Linked DNA regions of Homo sapiens: region 2 is linked to region 1. The links are chromatin loops, found by intact Hi-C in ENCODE. Cell type or tissue: B cell. All regions are shown on one strand.

The links. Hi-C counts contacts between places; a loop is a spot of excess contacts. Peaks named below come from ENCODE experiments on the same cell type or tissue, not always from the same donor. Only the 100,000 strongest peaks of a DNase experiment are listed, where the experiment ranks them.
Region 2: a loop joins it to region 1, with 11 times the contacts of the local background. A loop is called at or near these places in 9 of 110 quality-filtered maps.

The regions. Positions count from the first base shown.
Region 1 is chr3:15,403,732-15,407,731 of GRCh38, forward strand. It overlaps a transcript of METTL6 not described here. Among named protein-coding and RNA genes, the nearest start is that of METTL6, 22 kb to the right of the region's middle. In B cell, CTCF peaks have their summits at 1,886 (motif pointing left) and 2,086; a DNase peak (open chromatin) is centred at 1,890; H3K27ac peaks cover 618 bases.
Region 2 is chr3:15,239,762-15,243,761 of GRCh38, forward strand. It overlaps CAPN7 (calpain 7), which reads left to right. Exons shown (of 21, transcript NM_014296.3): 13 at 712-856; 14 at 993-1,092; 15 at 1,692-1,827; 16 at 2,417-2,492. Among named protein-coding and RNA genes, the nearest start is that of SH3BP5-AS1, 12 kb to the right of the region's middle. In B cell, CTCF peaks have their summits at 1,737 (motif pointing right) and 1,944; a DNase peak (open chromatin) is centred at 1,790; H3K27ac peaks cover 1,369 bases.

The sequences.
Region 1 (4,000 bases):
GTCCATAAAGTGAAAGCAAATTTATAGGAAAGTAAATGAATAAAGAATGGTCACTCAACAGAGTAGCCCCAAGGGCTGCTGGTTGCCCATTTTTGTGGTTATTTCTTGATTATATGCTAAACAAGGGGTGGATTATTCATGCCTCCCCTTTTTAGATCATAAAGGGCAACTTCCTGACATTGCCATGGCATTTGTAAACTGTGATGGGGCTGGTGGACTGTAGCAGTGAGGATGACAAGAGGTCACTCTCGTCGCCATCTTGGTTTTGCTGGGATTTGGCTGGCTTCTTTATTACAACCTGCTTTATAAGCATGGTTTTTATGACCTATATCTTATGCTGACCTCCTATCTCGTCCTATGACTAAGAATGCCTTAACCTCCTGGGAATGCAGCCCAGCAGGTCTCAGCCTCATTCTACTCAGCCCCTATTCAAAATGGAGTTACTCTGGTTCAAATGCCTCTGACACCCACTATCCCTTCACCCCTACCCTGCACTCCAGCCATAGTGACCCCAGAGTGCCCTGCATCCAGCTGGTACCCATTGAACACAATTTAATGAAATACCACACATTTGAGGAGGACAGGAAGGAAAAGTGAAAAACATCTGATTTATTTTACTTATTTATTTGAGACGGAGTTTTGCTCTTGTCACACAGGCTGGAGTACAGTGATGCGATCTAGGCTCACTGCAACCTCTGCCTCCCAGGTTCAAGCAATTCATCTGCCTCAGCCTCCCGAGTACCTGGGATTACAGATGCGCACCATCATGCCCAGCTAATTTTTTTTTTTTTTTTTTTTAAGTAGAGACAGGGCCTCACCATGTTGGCTAGGCTGGTCTCGAACTCCTGACTTCAGGTGATCCGCCTGCCTCGGCCTCCCAAAGTGCTGGGATTACAGGTGTAAGCCACCTTGCCCTGCCCTTATTTTTAAATTTTTATTTATTTATTTTAAAGACAGGGTCCTGCTATGTTGCTCAGGCTGGAGTGCAGTGGCTGGTTTATTCACAGGTGAGATCATAGTGCACTGTAGCCTTGAACACCTGGCCTCAAGTGATTCTCCTGCCTCAGCTTCCCAAGTAGCTGGGACTACAGGCATATGCTACTGTGCCCTACTAATTTTCTTTTTAATAGAACATTTGGTTTCAGTAGCAGAACTTACTTAAATTTGTGAGAAATGTCTGCTCCCCAATAGAGAACATGGCCCTGCAAAACAGTCTTGGTTTACTCATTTCACAATTTTCCCTTCCTCAGTTGACAACTGTGAAATAGGGAACCAAATGCTATCAAAGATAGCTACAAATAATATCTGCGTGAGGCAGACAATTATCTGTGCTGCAGACCCTTCTCTGCTTTGGCCTTAATTCCAAACAACAGTAAAAGCAAATCCACAAAACCATTTGGGGATAGGAAAGTACAAAGGGGTATTTACTCACAGGAAAAAAAAATTAGGACCCTTCATTGGTGTCCAGCACGTATTTATGCTCCCCAGTGTCCTGGGGGCCTTGCAGACGCCTTTCGAGCCCATCACAGACATTACCTTAAAATGCTTCCCAGATTTAACTGAAAGTAAACACCTTCAGAAGGGAAAGTAGACTGAACATTAGGTAAAAGCACCCTTGCTTTCTAATCTCCAGTGAGGCCAAAATTGATCTTATGAGCTCATAAGTTGATCTAGAAAACACATTTGTAATAAATATTTTCTATGCTCTTCAATGACAATTAAAAAATGGACACTATATAACTAAGATGGGATTGATCTTATGAGCTTTTAAGTTAATCTAGAAAACATTTGTAATAATCCATGCTCTTCAGTAACAATAAAAAAAGAACACTATGTAACTAATTAAGATGGGAGTAGAAGGCCAATAAAAACATCTAATGTCTAGCACCACCTTGTGGTACAACATTCAAATCCCGAGCCCTTACAAGGACCCCAAGATTAAACCTTCTTGAAAAAGACTTGGTTCATGAGCTGCTCTACCATTTCGACCTAACAATATACTTTCTGGAGAAATACAAAATAATAGAAATAACTAACACTTGACTGGTACTTTATAGTAAACCAAGCACTCCCATCTGAATGATCTCACTTAATCCTGGCAGCAGCCCTGCCAGGTACTAGGTACTAAGATCTCAGTCTTAGACATGTGGAGTCTGAAGTTCAAAGAAGTTGGTAGTTTGTACTGGGTAAGTCCTGCACTTGAACCCATTTATTCATATTCCAAATCCTGTAATAAAATTGTATTAGCACTATTGTATGGAGTATGTGTGTGTGTATGTGTATATATATATACACACGCACACACACATCACTATACTATATGTATTAATATATGTGAAAAGTTCAAAAGAAACATATAGTACTATATAGGATATTTTAATATAATATAGTATTTATACTATTTTTTATAGTACTGTTAGCCAGTACTCACTACGTTTCCGGCGACTGTTTTCTGGCTGTGAAGACAAGGCAATATTGGTTGACTCTTTGTAGTCTATATGATTCCACACAGTTTGCTACTAAACCAACCATGGTCTTGCTTTCCTAGTCCCTAAGCACCCAAACGTGGGAGAACCTGATCCTCTGTTGTATTAATTTAGGGTGCACTGATGGAAATGTGTCCAGCGAGAATGAACACAAGAACCTAGAGGCAATGAGACTGAAGCCATTTTTAGGTTTGGCCTTTAATATGCTTGTGAACCAATCTACTGGCTCATAGTTAAAATACTGATGGACTGGGTCACCTCATTAATTTAACAAGAAGTACATTTTACAATCAACATATCTTAAAGTTGGCAGCTGCCTGGGCCCACTTCCAACCCTGACCCAGCCATGAAAAAAAAAAAACAAACAGTTATATATATATATATATATATATATATATATATATATATATATAGAGAGAGAGAGAGAGAGAGAGAGAGAGAGAGAGAGAGATGGAGTCTCACTCTGTTGCCCAGGCTACAGTGCAATGGCATGATCTTGGCTCACTGCAACCGCCACCTCCCAGGTTCCTGCCTCAGCTTCTCGAGTAGCTGAGACTAAAGGCACCATGCCTAGCTAATTTTTTGTATTTTTAGTAGAGACAAGATTTTGCCATGTTGGCCAAGCTAGTCTCGAACTCCTGACTTCAGATGATCCACCTGCCTCAACCTCCCAAAATGCTGGGATTACAGGCATGAGCCACCACGACCAGCAGTTAATCTTAATGTATCTTAAATATATGAGAGGCCACTTGCTCAGTGTCAGAGGTCGGCATGTCATTAAACCAGCTTTAAATATTGTTTTTATTGTTTATTTTTTGAGACAGACTCTTACTCTGTCACCCAAGCTGGAGTGCAGTGGCACAACCTGGGCTCACTGCAACCTCCACCTCCCGGGTTCAAGTGAGCCTCGGCCTCTCAATTAGCTGGGACTACAGTGGACTACAGACATGCACCACCACGCCCAGCTAATTTTTGTATTTTTAGCAGAGACAGGGTTTTAACATGTTGGCCAGGCTGGTCTCCAACTTTTGGCCTCATGTGATCTGCCCACCCCAGCCTCCCAAAGTGCTGGGATTACAAGCATGAGCCACCATGCCCAGCTTCACCTTTAAATATTCTAAATGAAAACTTTTGCAGCCTGGCTTTATGGGGGTTAGAATTTGGGGCATAATTACTCCTGTGGGTAGAGACAACTCCAGGTTGTGTTTGGAGGAAACTGTTGGCCCCATTCACAGGTATATGCCCAGCCAACCACTGGCAAAGGAAGACGACTTCATCAACCTGTTTTGCTTTCTCTGAAGTCATTCTTACTTGTCTCTTGGCCGGATGGTCTGCCCAATAGCTACCCTTCTAAGGGACAATAACCTAGACCTCCTGGTTCCTAGATTCACATCAAACCCTCCACTGAGAACACTATTGATGGAAAACTGACCGAAGGACCAACAGCCCGTTAGTCTTCTAGGGATTCTAAACCCATCTAGACCAGCCCCTTTCAGTCCTCTTCATCCACTTAT
Region 2 (4,000 bases), 160 kb before region 1:
GAGAGGGTAAATGACCCACCCAAAGAACTGGAATTTGGTCCCATTTTATTCTGACCCCAAAGTCCATGTTCCTTTCTCTTTTCTTCACTATGTCTGTCTGCACTGAGAAGAAAGGGTAGCTAAAGGGATCAAAGAGGGCCTTTCAGAAAAAGGGAACAGCATGATCAATTGCCTTTAGAGGCAAAATTGAATAAGGATTTTATTGCACTCTGAAAGGAAAAACTAGATTAGAGCCAAAGGTACATGGAGTATAAATACTGGAAAATAAAGTGGAGCCAGAGTAGAGTGAGCTTTGAAAAGGCAGAAAATACTTCATGCTCTAAGGCAGTACTGTCTAATAGAACTCCTGCAATGATGGAAATGTTCTGTATCTGGGCTGCCCAATGCATTAGCCACTATAGCTACTAGCTACCTGTGGTCATTTAACATTTGAAATGTGGCTGCTGTGACTAAGGAACTGATTTTTGAATTTTATATAATTTTAACTTAACTACATGCGGTGAAAGACTGCACTATTAGCTCTAGGGAGTAGGCAGCCATTTACAGTTTTTGATCGATGTATGACCTGGTGAAAGTGTTAAAAATATTAATTTCAAGTTGATTTGAGGGGAAAAGAATTGATAAGTACTCAGTTCATCCTCTAATAAGAGAACTAATATGGTAAAAACTGTTTTACAACTTAATGTTATCTCCTGTTTCTTTTTTATATAGGGGCTGCGATTTATCCAGTTGAAAAATCCTTGGAGTCATTTACGTTGGAAAGGAAGATACAGTGAAAATGATGTAAAAAACTGGACTCCAGAGTTGCAAAAGTATTTAAACTTTGATCCCCGAACAGCTCAGAAAATAGACAACGGTAAATATATCTTTTTAATTTTAATACCATTTATTCTTCAAAAAAAAACATGTTTTAACAAGACAAAACATGTGTAACTGACTTAAATCATTTAGCATTAAGATTTTTTTAGATTAACAAAGATATTAATTTTCAGGAATATTTTGGATTTCCTGGGATGATCTCTGCCAGTATTATGATGTGATTTATTTGAGTTGGAATCCAGGTCTTTTTAAAGAATCAACATGTATTCACAGGTAACTTTTTGCACATTGCAGAGTATGCTTTATAATAGCATCCACTTTCCTCACTTAAAAACATAATGGTGCCAGGCGCAGTGGCTCATGCCTGTAATCCCAGCACTTTGGGAGGCCGAGGTGGGTGGATCAGTTGACCTCAGGAGTTCTAGACCAGGTTGGGCAACATGGCAAAACCTTGTCTCTACAAAAAATACAAAAGTTAGCCAGGCATTGTGGCGCACACTTGTAGTCCCAGCTACTCGGGAGGCTGAGGTCAGCAGATCGCTCAAGCCTGGGAGGTGGAGGTTGCAGTGAGCCAAGATCATGCCACTGCACTCCAGCCCGGACAACAGAGCAAGACTCTGTCTCAAAAAAATAAATAAATAACGGAATGGTTAATTTAGGAAGACTAGCATTCCATCTTTTTGTCACGCCCACAGTGACTATCTTGTTAATAGTTGTTTTCTTTCCATGCTTCCTAGTTATGCCAAAAAAATTTAAAAACAGTAAAACAAAACCAAAAACTTGGATAGCTTAATTCACTTTTTGAAATAGTGTTATATTTTAGCTCTATGAGAAATTTAATTACAACCTTCTTTGTTGACTTTATCTTTTAGTACTTGGGATGCTAAGCAAGGACCTGTGAAAGATGCCTATAGCCTGGCCAACAACCCCCAGTACAAACTGGAGGTGCAGTGTCCACAGGGGGGTGCTGCAGTTTGGGTTTTGCTTAGTAGACACATAACAGACAAGGTACTGATACCCTTCTAATGATATCCCATACAGAAATTTTTTTAATATAGTTAGAACATTGTGAAAGACATACGTAAACACCAGCCTGTTTAATTTACATAGGTGCCCTGAGAATAGTGTTTTCTCAGATAAATGAATATTTTCCTCTAAGGAAATTTGTATTTTATAATTATACACTTAAAATCTTGTTCAAAAGTCATCTCTGAAGAAAAGTATGAGGGAGTTTGTGCTTTTCAGTGAGGGTTTGGGGGTTGATCGTGTATAGTTTAGATCTTAATATTAACATTGAAATATGCTGAAGGGAATTTGGAAATGTTGAATCATTAGTCTTGATTCTGTAAAGGTTAACCATAATCTTAATAGCCTCCGAATCTTAATATACATTCATACATTGTGGTCATCTATTAAAATGACAATTTAATTCAGAAAAACAATGTTTCTTATAGCACTAAATAGCTGAAAACAATGCTCTTAAAATTAGAGATTTTTTGTGGAGAGATTTAGAGCATTTTTTTGGAGAGATTTAAAAAGAAAATAAATAGCATTTTGAACCCATTTTCTAACCACATTGGATTCTTTGTGATTTTAGGATGATTTTGCGAATAATCGAGAATTTATCACAATGGTTGTATACAAGACTGATGGGAAAAAAGTTTATTACCCAGGTATGTTTAGTAGCCCAGCAAACATTAAAATAAACATACATAAGATTTTATTTATATGATTAAGTTGAAAAATGACACATTTTATGTAGATAATATAGAGAAATAATTATGTTGATAGACTAATAGAAACCACTCAAGCAGATGGGTATTCATGCTGTTCTGTGTTTTGTTTTGATTTGTTTTAATTTGGAGACTCCAAGGGGGGATTTCCATATTCTCGCACATGGCTGTCAGAATTTTATTTCTGAAACTTAAATGATGTCTTTTACTCTAATCAAATGTATTCTGTGGTTTTCCTTGAACTTCTGGATAAAATCTAAGCTCTTTAGCATGATATATAAGGCTTTTTATTCCCACCTTAATCTACCTGCCCCCCTTTATTTCATGCCCCAGCTTCTCACAGTTGACATAGTTGCTACTCCAGAATACACCATGCCCTTGTTGCCTTCTTTCACATGGTTTCTTCTCTCAAGAATCTCTCCTCCTGCCTTATTCCTTTCTCCCTATTCTGCTTAATGCACATAGTTAAGGTCCAGCCTAAATACCATTCCTTCCACTGGGCACCTGAGATATTTAACACATTGTGTTGAAACCACTTTGCTTTCACATTTTTAAAAAATGTGTATCACTTAGTGAGAGAAACTATCTTAAGGCTCTGGAGAATAGTGATGAACAAAACAGGATTCTGCTTTCATAGAGTTTATGTTCTAGTTGGGGAGACAGTTAATAAGCAAAATATCAAGTACTGATACACGTGTAAAAAAAAGGGTTATGTGTGAGTGACTGGTTGCTTTTGGTGGGTGGTCATAGAAGACCTCTTTGAGCAGGGATGAGAAGAGCTATGAATAACAAAAAGGAACCAGTCATGCAAAGAAATCAAGGGAAAAGCATTACAGGCAGAGGGAACAGCAAGTACAAGGACCTTACAGTGAGAAAAGATGGTGTATTTTTGGGACAGAGAACAGGCCAATTGCCTGGGTAGGTGTGGTATCAAAAGAGGTCAGAAAGATTTGCAGAGGTCAGATCACATGAGGTTCTGTACACCACAGGAAGGGTTCGGAGAGTCTTTGGCTTGTCATAATCAGGAAAATGACATGTCCTGGCTCCAAATGAAGATGCAGCTAGGCTGTTGGATTTTTGAATAGAGTTCTGGGGTAAGGGTAGAGATACAGATAGGGGAGTCAGGAGCATATAGATGGAGTTTGAAGATAGGACTGCATAAATCACCTGTGAAGAGAGTTGTGGGTACAGAGATTAACACCCAGGATCTGACCCTTGGACTCTCAGACACCTTGAGGTTCAGCAGAGGAAAAAGGTACCACAAAAGAATTTGAACAGAGGGCCTGATGAAACAGTGAGGTTTCACATAACCCAAGCAAAGAACATTTTTCAAGAGAAAAAGAAAGGACAGTTCCATCTATTGATGTTTGAGAAATCAAATGAGATTAGGTGAGAGAAGAAACTATTGTGGGAACTAAATGATAAGAACTTACGAACACAAAGAAGGA